2 separate regions of the Homo sapiens genome follow, and region 1 is linked to region 2. A link is a loop called in an ENCODE intact Hi-C map of the cell type or tissue named here. Cell type or tissue: natural killer cell. All regions are shown on one strand. Links, peaks and the distances in the headings refer to the core of each region. The heading gives the core; the rest is flanking DNA.

Region 1 (12,284 bases), core at 1,781-9,780, 83 kb after region 2:
AAGTACCATCACATTGTGGGGGTTGGACTCCAACCAATGAATGTTTGCAGGGACACAATTCAGTCCATAGCAGCATTTGTTGGAGGCCTGAGGGCCAAGTAGGAGTACATGGGATCTGGAAGGACCCTCAGTGGTTTTATTCTAGAGGATCAGCATCATGAGGGCAGGTGCTGTGTCTGTCTGGGGCCCAGAACACAGTGTGGCACGTGGCAGGTGCTTGGAACATACTTGTTAAATGGAAGGGGGAATCCAGCACTCTCCTATTAGGTGGAAAAACAGGCTGAGCTAGCTAGGGCAAAGGGTATGTCCAGCATCATGCTGAAGGCTGACGGCCACACCGGGAAAAGGGCTGCCCCTCAGACCAGTTCAGCTCCACTTGCATCCTTTTATTCGACATTTATTTATTAATACCTACTGTATCCCAGGGAGCATTCCAGTGCAGGAGGTACAGCAGTGAGCAAAACTGACTGTCTGATTTCATGGAGCCTACTCTAGTGGGGAGAGGAGGGCAATAAACAAGATTAAGAATTAAAATAGATAGGATGTCAGGTGCTGACAGATGCCATGCAGAAAAGGAGTAGATCCAGAGGGGAGAGACAATGAAGAGAGGGCTGGAGTCCTTAAAACAGACATGTCCGGGAAGGCATCTCTGGGAAGGTGACATTTGAGCAAGGCCTAAAGGAAGATGGCGGTTTAAAACTATGCCCCCAAATTCCTTGATATTCTTCCCTTCAAGAGACGAGTTTAGGCCAGCCACGGTGGCTCCTGTCTGTAATTCCAGCACTTTGGGAGGCCGACGTGGGCGGATCACCTGAGGTCAAGAATTCAAGACCAGCCTGGCCAACATGGTGAAACCCTGTCTCTACTAAAAATACAAAAATTAGCCGGGTGTGGTGGCAGATGCCTGTAGTCCCAGTTACTCAGGAGGCTGAAGCCAGAGAATCGCTTGAACCCGGGAGGTGGAGGTTGCAGTGAACAGAGATTGTGCCACTGCACCCCAGCCTGGATGACAGAGCAAGACTTCATCTCACAAAAAAAAAAAAAAGAGAGAACTTAATTTTCTTTCCTTGGAGTGTGGACTGAACTTGGAGACTCACTTCAAGCTAGTAGAATGTGCCACAAACCAAGGCTTATGACTTCCATGGGTAGGTCATGAAATACGTTGCAGTTTCTGGTTTGCTCTTTCACTTGGAGGACCGCTCTGGACAAAACCAGCTGCCATGCCATGGAGAGGCCCACCTAGAGAGGAACTAACCCCTTCTTCCAGCAGCCAGGGAGGAACCAAGGCTTCCTGCCAGCAGCCTTGTGAATGCGCCACCTGGGAAGAGGACCCTTCTGCCCCGGTCAAGCCTTCAGATGGCTGCAGCCGCTGCCAACATTCCCAGAGCAGTGTCATCCGAGGGCCTGAGCCAGAATCAGCCACTCCTGGATTTCTGACCCATAGAAACTGTGTGATAATACGTGCTTGTTGTTTTAAGCTACTAAATTTTGGGGTAACTTGTTATGCAGCAGTAGACAAATATAGAAAGGGAAGAGTCAACCGTAGGGAAACTGGGGGTGACAGTGACCAGCAGAGGGAGTAGCAGGTGCAAAGGCCCTGAGCCTCCACATAGGGAAGGTGGAGACAGCACCTGTGGCCCAGCCCCCCATCTGGTTGGTCCTCAGTGTCTTTGTTTGCCACCAGTGCTCTCTTGACCCCTCCAGGGGTATTATTGAATGAGAAATTTGATGAAAGACCCAGGAAGGCTCAGAGAAGTTAGGGACTTGCTCAGCCACATGGCCAGTTGTGGCGAACCTGAGATGTGGGCTCACTCCAAGCAGGCATCTTCCGTGTTATGGCCACCAACGCTGACTTCTGACCCCTTCCCACACCTCCTGGATCAGACTTCCCAGAGGAGGGGCCTGGAATCCCCACTTTTATCACTTCCTGGGTGATTTGGATCCATGTTCCTGATGGCAAGCCCCTGCCCTGCAGGCCTCGGTTTCCTTGGGTTCTCTGCAGCTCCTGATCTTCAAGCCTCCCAGCCAAGACCATCTCATCCTTCAGAATCTACCCCAGGTGTTACCTCCTCTAGGGAGCGTTCCCCCGACCCTTCCCTGATCCCCAGGGTCAGAACTCCCAGCCACAGGTGGGTGCTGAGCCCTGCTCTGGCCCCTCTTCCACAGAGGTATTAATGATTGTCCATGTCATTGCTCTTAAACACTGGCTCGCCATTATTCATTTAGACGTCTGAGTCCCTGAGGCTGGAGAACACGTATGCTGTACCCCATACAAGCCCAAAAGCCAGTGTAGGGCCTGGAGCCTCATAAACTCCAGGCCCTACAGTACAGTGCAGTGTTCTGGATGGGGAGAAAAATCAAAAGATGGAAAAAAAATTGGAAGAAAGGAAGAAAAGGATAGGAGGAAGATGGGGAGAAGATGAAGGAGGGATAAGAGGAGAGACAGGAAAATTGTGAGGAGGGATGAGAGGAAGGACGGGGGGAGGGTTGAGAGGCGGGATAGGAGGAGGGACAGGAAGAACCAGGAGGAGGGTGGGAGGAGGAATAGGGAGAGTCCAAAAGAAGGCTTAGAGGAGGGATGACAAGGGGCTGGAGAGTGAAAGGATGGATAGGAGGAAGGTTGGGAGGGGAGGGATGGGGAAATGAATGCATGAATGAGTATCCAAGTGGGTGAACACAGTCTCTCCAACCACCGTGGCTCCCGTCTACCCAGACAGGAGTTGCAACTTGCTGTAACTCCAGGCGGGCTCGGCTAAGTTAACCAGGCCTCTGTTTTACTAACGCCCTCTTTTGCAGCAGAGGCAATTAGAGCTAACGGCTGGAAGCTTCTCCCCAGGCAGCCCCACCTGCCCTGTCCTGTCCCATTAACTTCCAATTCAACAGCCATCCCTGACCTGCAATGTATAATGAAAGACATTCAAAATATATCCAAATGGCATGAGTATTGATTTATTAATGCTGGGGAATGTTGCTCTAATTGAATTGAGATCCAGGAAGTAAGTTAATGTAGCTGACGGTGCTACAGGAATTGAATTACCCCAGGGCCCAGAATTATTACCTTTTCACTCTCTTTGTTGTCAGTGGGATAAATAACAAATCAATTGACGATTCACCCTGGTGGCAAGAAAAAAAGGCCCACGGAGCCCTGGGCACAGGGCTGGGGAACAGGCATGGGTGAGGGGTGAGGAGCTTCCTGGAGGAGGTGGAGCGGGAAGGGGAGAAGAGGAGGGTCGGCCCCTAGGCTTAGAACCCTGCCTGAACTCCCTACTCTTGCCAGCTTCTCTATTCCAGCAGCCAGAGTTCCATAACCCACAAGCTGCCCGGGCTGGAACAGCCATCTCTGCCCACTGAGGGCATCCCTCACTGCCTCTCTGGGGTCCAGAGAGTGGGATGAAGTTTCTCCAAGTCACCCGGAGAGTCTCACCACATCCCTGGCCTCACTTCTGTTTGCTCATCCTCAGGTGTCTGCGCCTGGTCCCTCTCCTTCTCCCTCTCGCCCTGGGCTTCCTATCTCTAAGGGTCCTCTGTGGTTGGAGGCCTCCACTGGGCAAGGGTTTCTGTCCCTCTGTGGAAGGCCTGATGTTCCTTTCACCTTGCCACTGAGAGATTCGTGCAAGAATTCTGGAAACGTCTGAGAGGAAGAAAGATTCTGGTTTGCTCCATTGTAAGGAAGAACCCCAGGAGTGAGGCCAAGAGGTTACAACTTCAACTAGCATCTTCCTTAAAATCCCCTGCACTCCTCTTCCCCGTTGTGTCTTCCAGCTTTCTCTCTGCCTCACCTCCAATGCCACACCTTTTAGGGGCGTGGCAGTCTCTTCAAAATAGAGGCTTGTGGACAAAGGCATGCCTGGTTTGCAAACCTAGGAATGCTCGTTGCTAGCTTTGCAACCTTATTGAATTCTTACCTCGGAGCCTCAATTTGCCCACCCATCAAATAAGAGCAAACCCCCCTTGAACCTCACACACTGGTGGCTCAGAAGTGCTGCAGAAAACACTCAGCTGTCAACGACAGCGGGGCTGGCGAGTGGCTGCCAGGGACCACATGCTCCTCCTGCCAGACGCCTCCAGCCGTCGGCTGTCCAAATGGGTGTCTGCAGAGCAGCCCGGCTGGCCGTGTTCTGGTCAAGGAAGAGAAAGGCTGAGTTAATTAAATCAACAGCTAACAGTGCAGGTTACCCACAAAAGTGAACTTTAGTGCCCCTAAAACCACTGACCAAAGGAGGGCTGGGAAAAAAAAAAGAAACCACAGTTGGAGTAAAATGGAAAAAGAAATCAGCAGCTCTCCATCACTTCAGCTGGCCACAGGTATCAGAATATTAATTGGTCTTTGACTCGATTTGGCTGTGGGAGTCAGGGCAGGCTGTGGCTTCGGGGAGCCTGACAGCACCATGGGGCCAGCGCAGGGCAGGCTGGGAGCTCACTGGCCACAGGGGAGGGGAGGGGAGAGGGGCGGGGGCCTGGGGCCTGGGAGGACGCACTTGTGAGCAGGGGGGTGGGCGGGTGTGAGTGTGGAAGTGGGTGTGGGCGCCCTGCGGGTGTGAGGCATGAGAGGCACGTGTGAGTGTGGTGAGCTGGCCGGGCCACACGCAGCGTCACTTGAAAAGAGCCCAAACCGTGCTGGGTGCAGAAAAGCTCTCCAGGCATGCTGGCTGTTGTTCTCATCTGGTTCTCACAACAGCTCCAGCAAGAAGGAGGCAATTCCGTGAAGGAGGCGGTGGAGGCTGGCAGATAGGGCTTGCCAGGTCTCTCCCGAGAGCTCCCGCCGCAGCTGCAGCAATCACGACACAGATCATGATATGGTTAGTTCATATTTAGGAAGTGACTGGTGGGACTTGAGCCCACTGCCAGGCACGGAGGAGGCACCGGAAGCATTTGGGTTGAATTTGCTCAGACTCTGAATCTGTGCTCTGGACAGGCACCTGTGCCCGGCCCAGGCCCTGCACTCTTTTCCAGTGGCTTCTCAGGGGTCGGCCTGCAGCAGCCAGGGGTGGGTATCCATGCCGTGGCGGAGAGATCAGAGTTGCACTGTGGGGAGTGGCTTTCTTTTGCCTGCAGCTGCTGCTTGGTGTTCTCTGCCGCTCACGGCCTATGAGCACAGAGATTGTGTCCTGCTCTTCCGCCTGCTGCCCACCCATTACATGTGCCCATGGAACATAAGAAGAGCAAGTCATCTATCTGAGGGGCATACCCGCTGCTGGGGACAGGTTCAGTGGAGCTCATGAGTGGTGTGGAGGGGCAGCAAGTGCCCAGCAGACCCTCAGGAGCACCTGGATGCACTTTGAGTTTGGGGGAGTCGGGAGGATGCAGTCTCTTTGCAGCAGTGCCCCCCATGCCTGGACAGAGGCCTTCAACCAAGGAAGGTCTGCTCAACTCCCCAGCCCTCTTTATTGATTTTGGGACACTGTGGGCAAGAAGGGCTCTTAGATCACTTGTCTGGCCCTTCAGTTCATAAAGGAAGTGATGAGGCACAGAGAGGGGAAGGGACTTGCTTGAGGTCACAGAGCAAGTCAGAACGCAGGGCTCCAGGTTTCCAGCTCCAGGCCTCTCAGACTTCCGTGCTTCCAGGGGCCATGTCGGTGACATTAAAACCATAGTGCAAGTGACAATGTGGCAACTGACGTTGGCTTCAGTGTCAGGAAGGCAAGAGGGAGAGTCCTTGTCTGATCCCAGGGAGGGGGGGCTGCCACCCAGCAGGAAGGTGGGCTTTATTCCACCAGAGCTTCTGCTTTTTCCAGCAAAGTTGGAAATCGGGGTTTTCATGTGATGTGAAGTTTTACAATTGTTAAATGTTGACAAAGCTAAAACAAAAAAAAATTCAAAAGCATGGTGACATGCAAAGCAAAATGACTCATTTGACACCTGTGGGTTACAAGTTTGCCACCTTGGGACTGTCTTTCTGTGGGGCTTGGTGGGTGGAATTGTGGGAGGAGGCGAAAGGCCTAGATGCTGCCAAGAGGATCTGAGCTTTGAGACACTGTTGTCTGATTATATTCATTCATTCATTCATTCATTCATTCATTCATTCATTCACCCTCTGGTCTGGGCTTTGCAGTCTCTCTTCCTTGTTTCAGGGGGTCTGCCTTCCCGTTGGCAAAATAACCTTGTTCTGAGATTCCCAACATCCCAGCAGCCAGACTACGGGCAATGAAGGATTTCCAGGGAACATGGGAACCTGCTGGTATCTCTCCTTGCATTTTTCTGGATAAGGTTTAAGGGCTTTCTTGGTGCGGTGGAGAGTGAAGCTGAGCTGCAGAGCCCACTCTAGACAGACCTAACCCCTAGTCCTGGTCCCATTCCTACCCTGGGGATTAAAATTTGGGATTGGCAGATCAGGTTTGGATCCAGGTTCTGCCACTAACAAGCTGTGTGACCTTAAACCAGTGACTACCCCTCTCTGAGCCTCGGAAAGAAGACCCTGCAGATGCCTGGCCCAAGTCCCCTCAGCCTTCACTTTTTCCCATTTGGTGCTGCTTACTGCACACGCCATGACTGTTTGCCCGAGGGCATTTCCTCTCTGTGTGAGTGAAATCGAAGCTGAAGGGCTTTGAGCCCTGGAACATATGCATCCGCTGAAGCAGCCCTCGGGCAGTAAGGCCTGAAGGCAGACAAATATCCCAGCCTCCTGTCCCCTCAGTTGGGATGATCCTGGGGCATATTCCACGCCATCTCCCAGCAAGCCCCAACCACTTTGGTTGCCCGCAGTGGTCATTTGTTTAATGACTCAGCCTTTTATGTCTTTCTTCCCTTCCCTGTCTCATTTCTCCTCTTCCTTACCGGTATTTCCTGGTATCATCTCTGAAATGCACTACTCACAGGGAACTGAGCCCTCACCTAAGGGCTGCTTCTGGGGGACACCATACTAAGAACCTCAGTTTATGCAGCTGTCAAATGGGTCCACTTACCATCAGCATAGCTTCAGAATTGCTGTGAGGGTAAACAACTTACTGCATATGTAAAATGCCTGGGAGCTGCCTGGTACCCTGCTAGCCTTTCCTCAATGGGTGGTAGGTTTTTTTATTTTTTATTTTATTTTTATTTTTATTTTTTAGACAGATTCTCACTCTTGTCGCCCAGGCTGGAGTGCATTGGCAACATCTCGGTGCACTGCAACCTCCGTCTCGCAGGTTCAAGTGATTCTCCTGCCTCAGCCTCCTGAGTAGCTAGGATTACAGGTGCCCACTACCATGCATGGCTAATTTTTTGTACTTTTAGTAGAGACGGGGTTTCACAATTTTGGCCAGGCTGGTCTTGACTCCTGACCTCAGGTGATCCGCCCACCTCGGCCTCCCAAAGTGCTGGGATTACAGGCATGAGCCACCGGGCCTGGCCAGGTGGTAGGTTTTATTGTTGTTGATGAAGGTGTTGTGACATTGGGCTGACCCCCAGGTCCCAATTTCAGGTCCTTTAGGGCAGTTTCGATGTGGGGGCCTGGCTGCTGCAGGAGGGCCTCAGGGGCTGGCTTGTGCACTGAGGGTGAAAGAGGCAGGAAAGACAGTGGCCTCTGTGGTGGGGACAGAGGGGATAGTGGGGTCTGGGTAGCAAGAGGGTTGGGCCCCCAGGGGAGCGCATTGGCACTACCCCTGCCCCCAGACCTCAGAGTTGTTATTGAAAATGGTGCTAATGGGGCCAAGCCCAGCTGTCACCATCAAGGGAGTGGGCACCACAAGGGAAGGGGGCAGAGGATGAAGGGGACCCTGTAGCCTGGTATGCCCCATGGCCACCTCATGTTTTAGGAGTTGCCTGAACTGAGTCTCCAGCAGGGGCAGGGTTTAAGAGAGACAGAGTCTGCTGAACTCAGAACAGAAGACTTCTGGGGTGGTGGTGCAAAGGCCTGGCTGTCTCCCTGGAAGAGCACATGCGAGATCTTTAACCTGCCCAGATTCTGGGGAGGCCACAGAGGTCAAGATCCCAGTAGGTTCTTGAGCCAGAACCTTGGTCAAGACACTCCCCACCTCCCGCCCCCTAATCAGTTTCCTCATCTTTAAAATGGAACTAAAAAGAATCCCACTGACTTCCTAGGCTTGTTTTGAAGTGTCCATAAAATAAAATTGAGCCAGAGAAGCATGTGCAAGCTCCTTCCCTGGGAAAGATCATGGCCTCCCTTCTCTGCCCAGGCCCTGAGCTTGTCCCTGTCTATGCCTCTGACCTTCTGCCTGCCTGGCCTGGAGGGTGGAGGTGCTGCACCTACATTTTCTTCCGACTTACCTGCCTTTGGCTGCAAACCTCACACAAACTCAGGGGGCCTGTGGTTGCAGCAGAATCTTTACGTCCAAAGGGATGTAGCTCCCTTTGGGATAAAGGGTTTAGGGTGCCCCCCAAAGCCTTTAAGGAATGAGGTTCCAAGTGAATCTCTTGTCTTCAATCAGTAGTATCCGTCCCTGCCACCAACACACACACATACTCACACACACACACACGTGTCCTCTCTCACAATCCTGCACGAACCTCCTGGGAGAGCCGTTCTGGACTTGGTCTCTGAGTTCCCACAGCCAGAATCACCCTCTCCTGCTTCACAGCCATCTTGCTCAAGAATCCTAAATCAAGCACCTGAGAGTGTGCAAAGCCCCGTCGTGTACTCAACTCTCTCATTTGCTCCACAGAATCGCCCCTTGAGGGTTGTAGGTCACAGTTAAGATTCCCATTTTGCAGATAAGAAAACTGAGCCAGTGGCCAGGACTAGGGTGAGGCAGGCAAGAGGCCCGGGGTGTAAAATCTAAGGAGGTGCTTGTGGTGTGGCACCCATCCGGCACGCGTGGGAGCCTGGGGGTGAGCTGCCCTGTGCCCCTCGCTTGACTCCATCCTCACCGTGGGCCACTGAGTCCTGGCTCTGAAGCTGAGGCTGGAGGGGCTCCAGGACCTGCCTGAGTGTCTCAGTGAGGAGGTGGCAGAGCTGTCACCAAGGTCCCTTTTCCCTGACCCTGGGCTGGGGCTCTTTCGTCTACACCACAGTGAGATAATATTTTTGGATGGAGGGATTTTTAGTGGGGAAAATGACCCTGGTAGAAGGAAGAGGGGTTTGTGTGGGGTTTTGGTTTTTGGTTAAATACAAGACCTGGAAATACACCAGGAGTCTGTCCAGGAACAGCTGGGAAAGCCCTTCGTGCACACAGTATGAGGCCCAGTGTGGGGGTTTGCAATTCTCATGATTCTTATCAGTCTTCCAGAAGGAGGGGACACCTCAGCATTGGGAGGTACTAGTGTCCTCAGGGGTGTGGGAACAGGACTATTTGGCAGAATCTGGTAACACTAACAAGTGCACAAATCCTGAGGCGCAGCCATCCCACCTCTAGAAGTAACTGGAATGGCTGCTGATGCTCCTGACGCGGCAGGCATTGTTCTTAGTGCTCTACACGGTATAACTCATTGCATGCTCACAGGGGCCTCTGAGGTAGGTGCAGTTATTGTCCCCATTTTCCAGATGAGGAAACTGAATTCCAGAGAGACCTGTCCAAGGTCACTTAGCCCGTAAGTGGCAGAGCCGGCTCCTGTGTCTGTGCTCTAAGCTGCTGTCTTTTTCATTTATTTATTTATTTTTATTATTATTATACTTTAAGTTTTAGGGTACATGTGCACAATGTACAGGTTAGTTACATATGTATACATGTGCCATGCTGGTGCGCTGCACCCACTAACTCGTCATCTAGCATTAGGTATATCTCCCAATGCTATCCCTCCCCCTTCTCCCCACCCCACAACAGTCCCCAGGGTGTGATGTTCCCCTTCCTGTGTCCATGTGTTCTCATTGTTCAATTCCCACCTATGAGTGAGAATATGCGGTGTTTGGTTTTTTGTTCTTGTGATAGTTTACTGAGAATGATGATTTCCAATTTCATCCATGTCCCTACAAAGGACATGAACTCATCATTTTTTATGGCTGCATAGTATTCCATGGTGTATATGCGCCACATTTTCTTAATCCAGTCCATCATTGTTGGACATTTGGGTTGGTTCCAAGTCTTTGCTATTGTGAATAATGCCGCAATAAACATATGTGTGCATGTATCTTTATAGCAGCATGATTTATAGTCCTTTGGGTATATACCCAGTAATGGGATGGCTGGGTCAAATGGTATTTCTAGTTCTAGATCCCTGAGGAATCGCCACACTGACTTCCACAATGGTTGGACTAGTTTACATTCCCACCAACAGTGTAAAAGTGTTCCTATTTCTCCACATCCTCTCCAGCACCTGTTGTTTCCTGACCTTTTAATGATTGCCATTCTAACTGGTGTGAGATGGTATCTCATTGTGGTTTTGATTTGCATTTCTCTGATGGCCAGTGATGGTGAGCATTTTTTCATGTGTTTTTTGGCTGCATAAATGTCTTCTTTTGAGAAGTGTCTGTTCATGCCCTTTGCCCACTTTTTGATGGGGTTGTTTGTTTTTTTCTTGTAAATTTGCTTGAGTTCATTGTGGATTCTGGATATTAGCTCTTTGTCAGATGAGTAGGTTGAGAAAATTTTCTCCCATTTTGTAGGTTGCGTGTTCACTCTGATGGTAGTTTCTTTTGCTGTGCAGAAGCTCTTTAGTTTAATTAGATCCCATTTATCAATTTTGGCTTTTGTTGCCATTGCTTTTGGTGTTTTAGACATGAAGTCCTTGCCCATGCCTATGTCCTGAATGGTAATGCCTAGGTTTTCTTCTAGGGTTTTTATGGTTTTAGGTCTAATGTTTAAGTCTTTAATCCATCTTGAATTGATTTTTGTATAAGGTGTAAGGAAGGGATCCAGTTTCAGCTCTCTACATATGGATAGCCAGTTTTCCCAGCACCATTTATTAAATAGGGAATCCTTTCCCCATTGCATGTTTTTCTCAGGTTTGTCAAAGATCAGATAGTTGTAGATATGCAGCGTTATTTCTGAGGGCTTTGTTCTGTTCCATTGATCTATATCTCTGTTTTGGTTACTGTAGCCTTGTAGTATAGTTTGAAGTCAGGTAGTGTGATGCCTCCAGCTTTGTTCTTTTGGCTTAAGATTGACTTGGCGATGCGGGCTCTTTTTTGGTTCCATATGAACTTTAAAGTAGTTTTTTCCAATTCTGTGAAGAAAGTCATTGGTAGCTTGATGGGGATGGCATTGAATCTGTAAATTACCTTGGGCAGTATGGCCATTTTCACGATATTGATTCTTCCTACCCATGAGCATGGAATGTTCTTCCATTTGTTTGTATCCTCTTTTATTTCATTGAGCAGTGGTTTGTAGTTCTCCTTAAAGAGGTCCTTCACGTCCCTTGTAAGTTGGATTCCTAGGTATTTTATTCTCTTTGAAGCAATTGTGAATGGGAGTTCACTCATGATTTGGCTCTCTGTTTGTCTGTTTTTGGTGTATAAGAATGCTTGTGATTTTTGTACATTGATTTTGTATCCTGAGACTTTGCTGAAGTTGCTTATCAGCTTAAGGAGATTTTGGGCTGAGACAATGGGGTTCTCTAGATATACAATCATGTCGTCTGCAAACAGGGACAATTTGACTTCCTCTTTTCCTAATTGAATACCCTTTGTTTCCTTCTCCTGCCTGATTGCCCTGGCCAGAACTTCCAACGCTATGTTGAATAGGAGTGGTGAGAGAGGGCAGCCCTGCGTTGTGCCAGTTTTCAAAGGGAATGCTTCCAGTTTTTGCCCATTCAGTATGATATTGGCTGTGGGTTTGTCATAGATAGCTCTTATTATTTTGAGATACGTCCCATCAATACCTAATTTATTGGGAGTTTTTAGCATGAAGGGTTGTTGAATTTTGTCAAAGGCCTTTTCTGCATCTATTGAGATAATCATGTGGTTTTTGTCTTTGGTTCTGTTTATATGCTGGATTACATTTATTGATTTGCGTATATTGAACCAGCCTTGCATCCCAGGGATGAAGCCCACTTGATCATGGTGGATAAGCTCTTTGATGTGCTGCTGAATTCGGTTTGCCAGTATTTTATTGAGGATTTTTGCATCAATGTTCATCAAGGATATTGGTCTAAAATTCTCTTTTTTGGTTGCGTCTCTGCCCGGCTTTGGTATCAGGATGATGCTGGCCTCATAAAATGAGTTAGGGAGGACTCCCTCTTTTTCTATTGATTGGAATAGTTTCAGAAGGAATGGTACCAGTTCCTCCTTGTACCTCTGGTAGAATTCGGCTGTGAATCCATCTGGTCCTGGACTCTTTTTGGTTGGTAAGCTATTGATTATTGCCACAATTTCAGCTCCTGTTATTGGTCTATTCAGAGATTCAACTTCTTCCCGGTTTAGTCTTGGGAGAGTGTATGTGTCGAGGAATTTATCCATTTCTTCTAGATTTCCT
Region 2 (12,284 bases), core at 2,923-10,922:
CAGTTTTGTTAATCTTGTCTCTTTCAGCATAAATTCTGACACAACATATTTTGAAAAGTTTGAAACCTATCAAAAGTTGCAAGACTTATTCATTATTTACGTAGATTCACCAAATGTTAACATTTTGCTACATCTATGCCCACTTTCTCTCTCTTCTCTTTTTTTTCTCTCTCTCCTCTTTCTCTCTTCTCTCTCCCTCTGCCCTCTCTCTTTCTCTCATTGATTTCAGAGTTATTTTAGGGTAAGTTAGAGATCTCATGACACTCTACCCAGAAACAATTAATCATATATTTCCTAAAAGAAAAGACATTCTCCTACATAACACAATACGATGATCACACGTGGGAACTTTAACATTGGTAAAATACTATGATCTAATATATAGTCCAAAATCAAATTTCTCCAGTGTCAAAATAATGAACTTTATAGCTGTTTTATCTCTTTTAATCCAGGATTTAATCAGGTATTGCATATTGCATTCAACTGTCATGCTTCTTTGCTCTCCTTTAATCTACAACAGGTTACCAGCCTTTTTTTTTTTTAAGTCTTTTATAACATTGGCATTTTTGAAAGGTTCAGAACAGTTAACAGAATGTCCCTCTATAGACAGAAAAATGGACTTGCAAAGATATCCATGCCCTAATCTCAGGAACCTGTGGTTATGTTACCTTATATGGCAAAAGAGACTTTGGAGATGTGATTAAGGGCCCTTGAGATAGTAAGAGAATTCTAGATTATCAAGGTGGGCTCCATCTAATCACATGGGTCCTTCAAAGTAGAGAACCTTTATGGGCTGGGTCAGAGAGATGAGGTGGAAGGAGGAGAGATTCAAAGCGTGAGAGGGACTCAACCTGCTGTTGCTGGCTTTGAAGATGGAAGAGGGGATGTGAGCCAAGAAATGGAGGTGGCCCCTTGAAGCTGGAAATGGCCCTAAGCTGACAGCCAGTAAGGAAATGGGGATTTCAGTCTTGCAACCACAAGGAGCTGATTTCCGCCAATAACCAGAATGAGGAAGAAAACGGATCCTCCCCTAGGGCCCACAGAAAGGCATACAGCCCTGCTGACACCTTGACTTTAGCCTGGTGAGATCCATCTCAGACTACTGACCTACAGAACTGTAAAATAATACATTCATGTTGTTTTCATCCACTAAATTTGCGGTAATTTGTTAAAGCAGCAATAGAAAATTAATGCATCCTTAAATTCGAATTTGTCTGATTGCTTCTTCATGATTTAGATTCAGGTTTATTGGTTTTTTTCAACTAATTCGTTTTTAGATATATTAATCATCTAAAATGTATGTTCTCGATTTCATTAATTTCTACTCTATCATTTCCTTCATTCCACTTTCTTTGGAGTTATTTAAGTAGATATTTAACTCAGTTTTCATCCTTCATTCTTTGTGATATAACCACGTAAGGCTATACATTTTCTTCTAAGTGTTGCTATAGCTCATCCTACAAGTTTTTTTGTTTTTGTTTTTTTCTTTTTTTCCCTTTTTGTGGAGAACCAGGTCTCGCTATATTGCCCAGGCAGGACTCGAACTTCTGGGCTCAAGCTATGCCCTCGCCTCTATCTCCCTAAGAGCTGGGATTACTGGTGTGAGCCACTGTGCCTGGCCTGCATCTTACAAGTTTTTTATATATTTTCATTCTAAATATCTTTTAATTTCTACTCTGATTTTGTTTTTGGTCCAGGAGTCAATTAGAAATTTTTTTTATTATAAATTAGGAAACATATGGAGCTTCTCCAGTTAGTTTTTTTTTTTTTTTTTTTCAAGACGGAGTCTCTCTCTGTCACCCAGGCTGGAGTGCAGTGGCATGACCTTGGCTCACTGCAACCTCCGCCTCCCGGGTTCAAGCGATTCTCTTGTCTCAGCATCCCGAGAAGCTGGGACTACAGGCACCCCCCACCACACCCAGCTAATTTTTTGTATTTTTAGTAGAGACGGGGTTTCACTGTGTTAGCCGGGATGGTCTCGATCTCCTGACCCCGTGATTTGCCCACCTCCCAAAGTGCTGGGATTACAGGCGTGAGCCACTGCGCCCGGCCTTCAGTTAGGTTTTTGTCATTGATTTTCTAATTCATTTGTACTGTGCTTAGAGAATCTGATCTGCATGACACCAAATCTTTGAAATATTTATGAAAATTGTTTCATTTATGCTTGAAAGTATGCTGAGTGCAATAGTCTATATACATATTCATCACATCAAGCTTCTTAATTATTTCAGTCAAATTTTTTACATGCTTAACTGATTACTTTTGGTTTGTGTTTTTAGTTTTTCAATTACTGAAAAAAATGTGTTAAAATCTCTACTATGATGGTGGATTTGTCAATTTCTGTCAAATTTCCCCTAAATGTTTTTAGGTTATATTATCACTTGCATATAGGTTTAGAATTATTATATCTTCCTGGTAAAATGAACCTTTTATTATTAGTTAGTGACCTTCTCTATCCTTAAAGACACCTTTTGTGTTAAATTAATTGATGTTAATATAACTACCCAATCTTTTCTCATCTTGTTAGTATTTGCCTAGAGTATATTTTTCTATTCTTTCCCTTTTAGCCTTTCCGGGTATTTATGTTTTCATTGTCACTCTCATAAATGGTACTTACCTCGTTTTTAAAAAACCTACCCTGATAACTGAGATTTTAGGTAGTCTACAATTTATTTGTATTTTTTTCTTTGTATTTTGCTGCTTCTGTTTTTTTCCTACTGCCTTTTCTAGCCATTTTGGGGAGAGTGATTATTTTTCTAATTCCATCATAATTATTGCCTTAAAAGTTATATACTTTACTGTAGTTCTTTTAGTCATTATTCTATACTCACTTACTTAATCAGATTCTAAAATTAATCACCATTATCCTCTCCCCACAAATACAAGCATCTTCTAAAACTCCATCATCCCTCTTCCATTCTATTGTTGTCATGTATTTAAATTCCACTTTTTAAAAATTTTATTTTAATAGACAGGGTCTCACTCTGTCACCCAGGCTAGAGTGCAGTGGTGTAATCATGGTTCACTGCGGCCTCTATCTCCTGGGCTCAAGCAATCCTCCTGCCTCAGCCTCCTGAGTAGCTGGGATCACAGGCATGCCCCACTATGCCTGGCTAATTTTTTAAAAAGTTTTTTTTTGCAGAGGCGGGGGTCTCTCTGTGTTGCTTCTGGTTATGAACTCCTGGGCTCAAGTGATTCTCCTGCCTTGGCCTCCTAAAGTGTTGGGATTATAGGTGTGAGCTGCTGTGCCTGGCCACCACCTTGGGTTTTTAATCCTTATAATATTAATGGTTTGGTCAATCTATTGCTTGGATCTACTTACATAGTCACCATCTTCCTTGCTGTCTGTTCTTTTTGCATCTTTGACTTCCATCTGGGATCACTTTTCTCCTGCTGAAGGAGTACTTCAGCATTAAAAAAAAATGGCGGGGGAGATCTGTTTATGGCAGACTTGGCTCAGTTTTTATTTGTTTGAAAATGTCTTTGTTTCAGTCCCATTTAAAAATCTATTTTCTCTAGCTATAGAATACTAGTTATGTTTTTTCCAACATATTGAAGACATTATTCCACTGTGTTTTGGCAACTCTTATTGCTGTTGAGAAGTCAGCTGTTAATCTAATTGTCATTGACTTAGAGGCCATCTGTCTCATCTCCTTGGCTGCTTTTATAAATTTCTCTTTTTTCTTTGGTGTTTTGCAGCTTTACTGTGCTATGTCTAGGTGTTAGAGTTACCAGAAAAAATACAGAATGCTCAGCTAACTTTGAATTTCAGACAAACAACAAATACATTTTTAGTATCAGTATGTTCTAGTTATTGCATAAGGCATATTTATACTAAGAAACATTCTTCATTGCTTATCTGAAATTCAGATTTAACTGGGAGTTTTGTATTTTTATTTGCTAAATATCATAACCCTATTAGGTATTGATTTCTGATTATTTATCTGCTTGGGCTTTTTTTTGGATTCTTAAATGTGTGGCTATTTACTTTCATTATTTATGCAATATTTATGAAATTCATGAACATTTCTAGAGATGCTGGGTGATTTTGTGACCATTGTCTCTTCAAATATTGCCTCCGCCCCATTCTTTTTCTCCTTTCCTTTTGTAATCATGATTAGGTATATGTAACAACTTTTCACACTATTCTCCATGTATCTTACTCTCTCTTCTTTATTTTCTACTTCTGTGATTTCTGTGTTTCATTCTTCTTCAACTGTGTCTAATTTACTGTTAAACTAATCTACCGAGTTATAAATTTCAGTCATTCTGTTTTTTCATTTCTAGAAGTTCTTTTTAAAAAATCTATGAAGTCACTTTTCTAGATGCTCACTGTTTTTTTATTTTGCGTTTTTGAGATGGAGTCATACTCTGTTGCCCAGGCTGGAGTGCAGTGGCACTTGGCTCACTGCAGCCTCAACCTCTTGGGTTCAAGCGATTCTCCTGCCTCAGCCTCCAAAGTAGCTGGGATTACAGGTGCCTACCACCATGCCCAGCTAATTTTTGTATTTTTTAGTAGAGACGGGGTTTTACCACATTGGCCAGGCTGGTCTCGAACTCCTGACTTCAAGTGATCTGCCTGTCTCAGCCTCCCAAAGTGCTGGGATTACAGGCGTGAGCCACTGCACCCAGCCAATGCCCACTCTTTACTCATAATTGCGAATACCCTTTGAAAACATCATTAAACATGTTGAAATCTTTTAAAATCCTATGTCTAATGATTCCAGTGTTTGAGGTCTTCATGGGTCTAAATCTACTACCTGTTGTTTCTGCTGATTCCTGGTTACCTTGTGTGTTATGGAATTGTGACAGTGGGTTCATCTATCGGAATGTTATCTCTGGGCAATCTTTGAGACTGTGTTGAAGGTGGATTCCTACAGGGGATTTGCATTGACTTCTGCCAGAAGCCTGTGGTCGTTACCAATTTGAGACCACTTTAAATTAATTCTTGGTTTGGTATTTTTGGACCACCCAAGTAGAGTGAATTCAGGCTGTAAATCCTCTTATTGGGATTGGCTTGTAGCTACAAATTCTAAGGGAGAGGTTTCCCCTCTACGATCATTGCCAAGGCTCAGTATAAGCAATTTGCCTTGTAGTCCCTAGGGAGTACAGAGTAGGGTGGTTTCGTTCTAGTTCACCTTGACACCAATGTATAACTTTTTGGGGTCTTGGTTTTCTGCAGAGGGGATTTTCTGTTGCAGTCCTCACCTTGGGTGGGCTCTGGGCTTTGTCTCCGATCTCCACTCCACGTAGCTTAAGGGCATCATTAACATCTCTGAGTTCCAGTCTTCACTTAGTTTTTGGTTCTGAATATGCCTTATGTTTTTGAGAATTAATTGATGCAATTAAAGCTTTTTTTCCCTTCTAGCTGGCATATTTGGTTGTTTCTGGTGGGAGTGTCTAAAGAATATCTAGTACACCATCCTGCTGGAAATAAGACCTCCTTTTCTCCTGCTAGTAATTCTTTAGTGAAAACCTGTAAGATCAGCTTCTGAGTGTTCTTAATTTGTTTTTGGAATCCAAGTAGAGGACACTGTAAGATATGTCAATCACAGCAGTGAATCTTTAATTTGGGCTAGCAAATTCATTCATTCATCAAATTTTATCAAGCCTCTGTTAAAGGCCAGGCTTTTTGTTGGGTCCTGGGGATTCAGGATGGACAAGGCAGACTCAACTCCTATCTGCCCTCCTGAGGCTCACAGTCTAATGACTTGAATTTACAGTACAGTGCTAAGCACTTTACATCCTTGTTTAATTTAATCCTCATTACAGCCCTATGGGTTAGGTACAATCCTTTATAGATTAGGAAGAGAAGGCACAGAAAGACTATGTAAATTACCCACGATCAGACAACTTGCAAGAGGCAGATCAGGAACTCAAACTCACATTGCTCTGCTCTACAGTCTTTGTCCTTAACAGTTATGCTCTTGGTTGTGCCAAGAGAGGGCACTGTTGAGTATGCCAGGAAGAGAGGGTGCTTTCTTTTTTATATGTGTGAAGGAATTTGCCTGTAGAAGCCATTGTTAATTTTCTTAGGATAAATTTCAGTGACATGTCAGGCCAACACACCATCAGAGTGTAGAGCTCCAAGGTACAGGACTGAGGCAGATGACGGCTCATTTTCCAGAAGTCAGTAGCTATTTGCATGACACCATAACAACATTCCTAGATACTTGCCTGTGCTCATGGAAGACAACCAGGAAGGAGGACTCAGTAGCATCCAGAGCAGTACCGTGGGGTCATGGTGCTGTCGTTGCTGCTTACTTCTAGAATATGCAACCTGCAGAGCAAGTGTCAGAAGCCAACCCTGTCCTTGAATATGAGGCTAGCTGGTTTCCTGGATGAAAAATCAGGAGATCTTGGTGGCAAGGTCCTTCCCCTCAGTAGAACTCCGTTTCCTCATATATATAACAAGGACATTGGACTCTATGTTCTCTAAAGGACGCTTCCGCCTCTGACACTCTGTGCTTCTGTGATTTTGTGTGATGCCAAGAGAGGGACCATTTTCTATTCTGTGTCCAGGGAACAGCAGGGAGTAGAAAGTTAGGGAGCAGGAGCCCTAGCTTTTCCTGCCCCCAAGCACTGTCCCAGTTTGGCTACAGTGAAGTGAAATAGTGCCACATGTCCCAATCTTGCAATTCCTGGAATTCCTACAACTCCTTCCCAAACCAGCCTCAATGACATCTCTTCTAGAGGTCCTCCTTGATCCTCCCGTTTTGGGATTCCTAGAACACTTTGGCCAGATTTCTTCCGTAACACCTGTCTTTCCTTTCTTGCTAGACTGTTGAGCTTCTTGAGGGTCAGGTCTGGGTCTCTTGCACCCCCACACCCCCCACAGCATCCAGAGCAATGCCAGGTAAGTGCATGAACGCAAGAAGATCCAGCTTTTTTTTCCCAAACAAGTCTATGGGTAGGCCCAGATTTAAAAATAGGTAGCTCTTCTATATTCTATATATATATATATATATATATATATATATATATATATATATATATTAAACACATTTTATATAGCACAAAAACATAAAATAGTATTTCTATGGATTATAAATGTTCATGGTGGAAATTTAATAAATGTTAAAAAAAATGTAATGATGAAAATAACCATCCCCATGCACCCCCTCTCCCATCCTCTGATCACCCAGGGAATGCCATTGCTAATGTTTTGTTGGATTTCATTCCAGTCTTTTTTCTACATATAACAGTCCTGGCCACTTACTACATATAGAGTTTGCTTCTCTGTGCTTATTACTCAGGAGTTGGGAGCCTTTTCTCATAGCCTTAAATGTTCTTTGAGAACATGATATTTAATGGCTGTCGGGTGTTTCACACCTATTAAGGTCGGAGCTGTGAAGAGCTCAGCTGCCCAGAGGACCTGAGCTCAGTAGTGAGAGGCTTGTGGTGTCCTTGGAGGCTGGAAATAGACCATCTCCATCACCTCTGCTCTCAGAACTCCCACTCTGTTCTCAGGAACTGTGCGGTATCTCCTCTAACCCTCCTAAACGACGACAAGGAAGGCTCTACAGAGACAGAGCCTCTGGAAGGCTCAGAGAGACGAAGTGACTCACTGGAAGTGGCCAGCACACACAGTAGAGGAAGATGCCTATTCCCAAGCCTCCTGCAGTTATTTATTTATTTATTTATTTATTTATTTATTTATTTATTTATTAAGACGGAGTCTTGCTCTGTCGCCAGGCTGGAGTGCAATGACGTGATATTGGCTCACTGCAACCTCCGCCTCCCGGGTTCAAGCAATTCTCCCTGCCTCAGCCTCCTGAGTAGCTGGGATTACAGACATGTGCCACCACGCCCAGCTAATTTTTGTATTTTTAGTAGAGACGGGGTTTCACCATATTGGCCAGGCTGGTCTCGATCTCTTGACCTCAGGTGATCTGCCTGCCTCGGCCTCCAAAAGTGCTGAGATTACAGGCGTGAGCCACCGCGCCCGGCCCTGCAGTTATTTTTCACGTTGTTGTTGGCAGTCGAGGTTGCTGCTGGACACACTGAAAAAGAGAAAATAGTAACGTCTGGAGCAGGACCCTGTGGTTGGGCTGCTGGTGGGAGGCAGCCGGACCTCCTGGGAGGGAGAGTTGGAACCTCGCTCAGTTTGGTGGTGCTTCGGCTTCCCGGACCTCGAACTCCTGGGGCCCGTCCGCCTCCCTGCTCTGGCTTCAGACGCTGGCTGGAATGCTGCTCAGCACATTAGCTGTGAAGTTAACTGGCTCCGGATCACAAGTTCACTGGCTCCGGATCACAAGTTCACTGGCTCCGGATCACAAGTTCACCACTCTCTGTTCAGGGTGGCAAAAGGAACCTCGTCTGGTGGCCAGAGCCAAGGGAGGGAGAGAGTGGGAGGCTGTGGGGCCCCTGAGCAGTAAAGCATCTTCTCTGATGACTCCTCTCCCTTACATAGTCTTCAGTGATTCCTTAGCATGGAGAAGAGGCTGAGTTGGCTAATTATGAAGGGGGAAGGAAAAAAGACAACAAAACCCCCAGCTACCCTGTAACATAAAACGCTGCCTCCTCAAGACCTTTGTCATATTGTTCTCGCTCCAGAAACTTGGGGTTTCTCACCCTTGTGATATCTGTGCCTGGGCGTGCACCATTTGTCACTCTCAAAAACTGGCCCAGGAACACTTGGTGAGGGGTTATTGTGCTGCAGGAACGGCTCTTACATGAATAGGCATTCCTTTCCACCCACATGCTTGAAAACTGGTTATAATTAGAACCATTTCTACCTGTTCTGACACTTACAGCGGGAGTGTTCGTAGGGGTCCTGCCCAGAGCCCTGACCAAGCTGCGGAAGGCAGAGCCAGAAAGTGGGTTCTAATCCCACCCTCGGCCACTGTGGCTATTAGCTATGCTTCACTAAGAGTCCTACGGTTGGAAGTCCTTGGACCGTGAAGGAGAGAGCTGCACCTCCGCCTCGCGCCACCCCTGTCACATCCTGATTCTGTCTCTCGGGCCTTTCTCTCTCCTTCTGCCGGGAAGCCTGGGAGGGAACAGTTCTAGCCTGAATCCACAAGACGTTCGAATTTTGATATATTTTCACATAAAAATGTCAACTTTTTAGTGGAAGGAGCTTTAGAAATAATTTCATTGTGTGGTTTTCAACTCTTGGGGAGACTTAAAAAAAAAAAACCACGTATCTGGGCCCCACCCCAGTCTCCCAACGCAAGTGGTATTTTGAAAGGGCTCTCAGGTGGGTTTTCCTTTTTAATTAAACTTCTAATTTTGAAACAATTGTAAATTCACATGTAGTTGTAAGAAATAATACAGAAAAATCCTTTGTTCTCTTTGCCTCGTTTCTACCAATGGTAACATCTTGCAAAACTATAGTAGGGTATTGGCTGGCCGGTGTGGCTTACTCCCGTAATCCCTGAACTTTGAGAGGCTGAGGTGGGTGAATCCCATATATATATGTATACACACACATATATATATGTATATATATATATATACACACACACACACACATATATATATATATAGAGAGAGACAGATATATATATATATATATAGAGAGAGAGAGAGAGAGAGAGAGAGACAGAGAGAGAGAGCTCACACCTGCAATCCCAGCACTTTGGGAGGCTGAGGTGGGCGGATCACAAGGTCAGGAGATTGAGACCATCCTGGCTAACATGATGAAATCCCATCTCTACTTAAAAAAAAATACAAAAAATTAGCTGGGCGTGGTGGCACACACCTGTAATCCCAGCTACTTGGGAGGCTGAGGCAGGAGAATCACCTGAACCCAGGAGGCAGAGGTTGCAGTGAGCCAATATCGCGCCACTGCACTCCAGCCTTGGGTGACAGAGTGAGACTGTCTCAAAAAAAAAAATCTATCTATCTATCTATCTATCTATCTATCTATCTATCTATCTATCATCTATCATCTATCTATCTACCTCTTGATCGTAGGCATCAGAACAAGGATGCTGCCGTTGATACAGTCAAGATACAGAACAGTCTCATCTCCACAAAGATCCCTCATGCACTGACTTCCCTCTGCCCCCACTCCTCCTTTACTCCTGGCAACCCCTAATCTGTTTTCCATTTCTATGTCTAGTTTTGCCATTTCAAGAAGCTTGTATAAATGGAATTGTGCAGTATCCAACCGTTTGGGATTCAGTTGTTTCATTCAGCATAATTCTCCGAAGATTAATCCAGGTTGTGCGTAGCAAGGGTTCGTTGCTGTCTATGGCTGAGTTGTGCTCTGTGGTGTGGACATACCATAGTTTGTTCACCACTTACCCGTTGAAGGACATCTGGATTGTTTCCAGTTTTTGGCTGTTAGAAATAAAATTGCTATAAACATTCTTTACAGCTTTGTGTGTGGTGAACATGAGTTTTCATTTCTCTAGGACAAAGGCCCAGGATTGCAATTGTCATATGATAGTTGCATGTTTAGTTCTCAAAGAAACTGCCAAACTCCAATGGCTGTTCAATTTTACATTTCCACCAGCAACATCTGAACGATCCAGTTTCTCTGCATCTTCACCAGCATTTAATGTTGTCACTATTTTTTATTTCAGCCATTCTGATAGGTATGTAGTAACATTTCATTGCTTTTTTAATTTTTAAAAAATTGATACATACAATTATACTAATTGATGGTGTACATGTGATTTTTTTGGATACATGCATAGAATGTGTAATGAAAAAAATCAGGGTCATCAGTATATCTATCACCACAAACACGGATTATTTCTTTGTGTTGGGACCATGTGATTTTATTGAAGTTTCATTGGACACCTTTTCATGTGCTGATTTGCCATTTGTATGTCCGCTTTGGTGAAATCCCAGGCAGTGTTAACAGGCAGTGTTGGTCACACACCAGGTCTGGTCTACCCCACTGGACTTAGTTTGCTGCCCAAGCCCTTTCTGTAGCAAGGAGCAGACTCTCTCCTTCTAGACAGTCCTGCTTGTCAGTAGATGCTTCTTGGCCGGGCATGGTGGCTCACACCAGTAATCCCAGCACTTTGGGAGGCTGAGGCAGGCAGATCACTTGAGGTCAGGAGTTCAAGACCAGCCTGGCCAACATGGTGAAACCCTGTCTCTACTAAAAAATACAAAAATTAGCCAGGCATGGTGGCAGGCACTTGTAATCCCAGCTACTCAGGAGGCTGAGGCAGGGAGAATTGCTTGAACCCGGGAGTCAGAGATTGCAGTGAGCCGAGATTGTGCCACTGCACTCCAGCCTGAGTGACAGAGTGAGACTCCACCTCAAAAAAAAAAAAAAGTGCTTCCTGCTGAGCCCTCTGCCCATTAACACAGGTCCTCTTGTTATTTGAAACATCTTTAGTGACTTAAACTGTGCCATGTAATGTATTGGTCACATCCATCAGGTGCACTTGGCTGGTGCCCATATCTCTGGGTCCACAGGCCCATCGGACTGGAACCCAGACCTCTGAGGAGGAGGCACTGGCAGGCTAGTGTGGGGATCTGGGTGAGTGAGGGTGGGGGCAATAAAGCTGTTCTGCAATTGTTGGAAAAACTATAAAGTGGATTCAGCTGCCACTCCCAGAAAGACCTGTGGCTGCCAAGGTGAAGGAGACAGAATTTAATATATTGTTAATTAGGTATGAGGTTGTTTTTTGTTTGTTTGTTTGTTTTGTTTTGAGACGGAGTCTCGCTCTGTTGCTCAGGCTGGAGTGCAGTAGCGGGATCTTGGCTCACTGCAACCTCCGCCTCCCTGGTTCAAGCGATTCTCCTGCCTCAGCCTCCTGAGTAGCTGGGATTACAGGTGCGTGTCACCATGCCCGACTAATTTTTGTATTTTTAGTAGAGACGGGGTTTCATCATGTTGGCCAGGCTGGTCTCGAACTCCTGACCTCGTGATCCGCCCGCCTCGGCCTCTCAAAGTGCTGAGATTACAGGCGTGAGCCACCAGGCCGGGCCTCTGATGTTGTTAATTAAGTAACCAAAAGGGTCAAAATAGAACGCTGAGGTATTATAGAAGTAATAGCCCCTAGAGCTGGGAGAAGAAAAGGAAGAAGTGGGAATTAGAGAAACTCGGCCTTCTGAGGAGAGGGTACTGCGCAGCTGGGGCTGGTATTCCTAATCTCACAGGAGAGGCCCCGTGGTCCCTGGACCCAAACTTTTAAGGAAGACAGGCAATGAAGCTGCTTCTGCAATTGCTGGAAAAACTGTAAGCAGATTCAGCTGCTGCTTAGGAAGGACTTGCTCCTGCCAGGGTGAAGGAGCATTGCGAGGGTGACCCTTTCAGGAACAGGAAGCGAAGGGAGTGAGTCCCTTCCTCCTCCAGCCTTTCCAGCCTCCCA

The links. Peaks named below come from ENCODE experiments on the same cell type or tissue, not always from the same donor. Only the 100,000 strongest peaks of a DNase experiment are listed, where the experiment ranks them.
Region 1: a loop joins it to region 2, with 4 times the contacts of the local background. A loop is called at or near these places in 2 of 110 quality-filtered maps.

Annotation. Positions count from the first base shown.
Region 1 is chr1:25,058,302-25,070,585 of GRCh38, reverse strand. No RefSeq gene overlaps it. Among named protein-coding and RNA genes, the nearest start is that of LINC02793, 23 kb to the right of the region's middle. In natural killer cell, for the core only: no CTCF peak of the experiment used is centred there; DNase peaks (open chromatin) are centred at 4,055, 4,525, 5,545 and 5,885; H3K4me3 peaks cover 1,129 bases; H3K27ac peaks cover 2,166 bases.
Region 2 is chr1:25,142,530-25,154,813 of GRCh38, reverse strand. No RefSeq gene overlaps it. Among named protein-coding and RNA genes, the nearest start is that of SYF2, 84 kb to the left of the region's middle. RefSeq lists enhancers at 8,309-8,398, 8,409-8,568. In natural killer cell, for the core only: CTCF peaks have their summits at 5,724 and 5,929 (motif pointing right); a DNase peak (open chromatin) is centred at 5,943; H3K27me3 peaks cover 467 bases.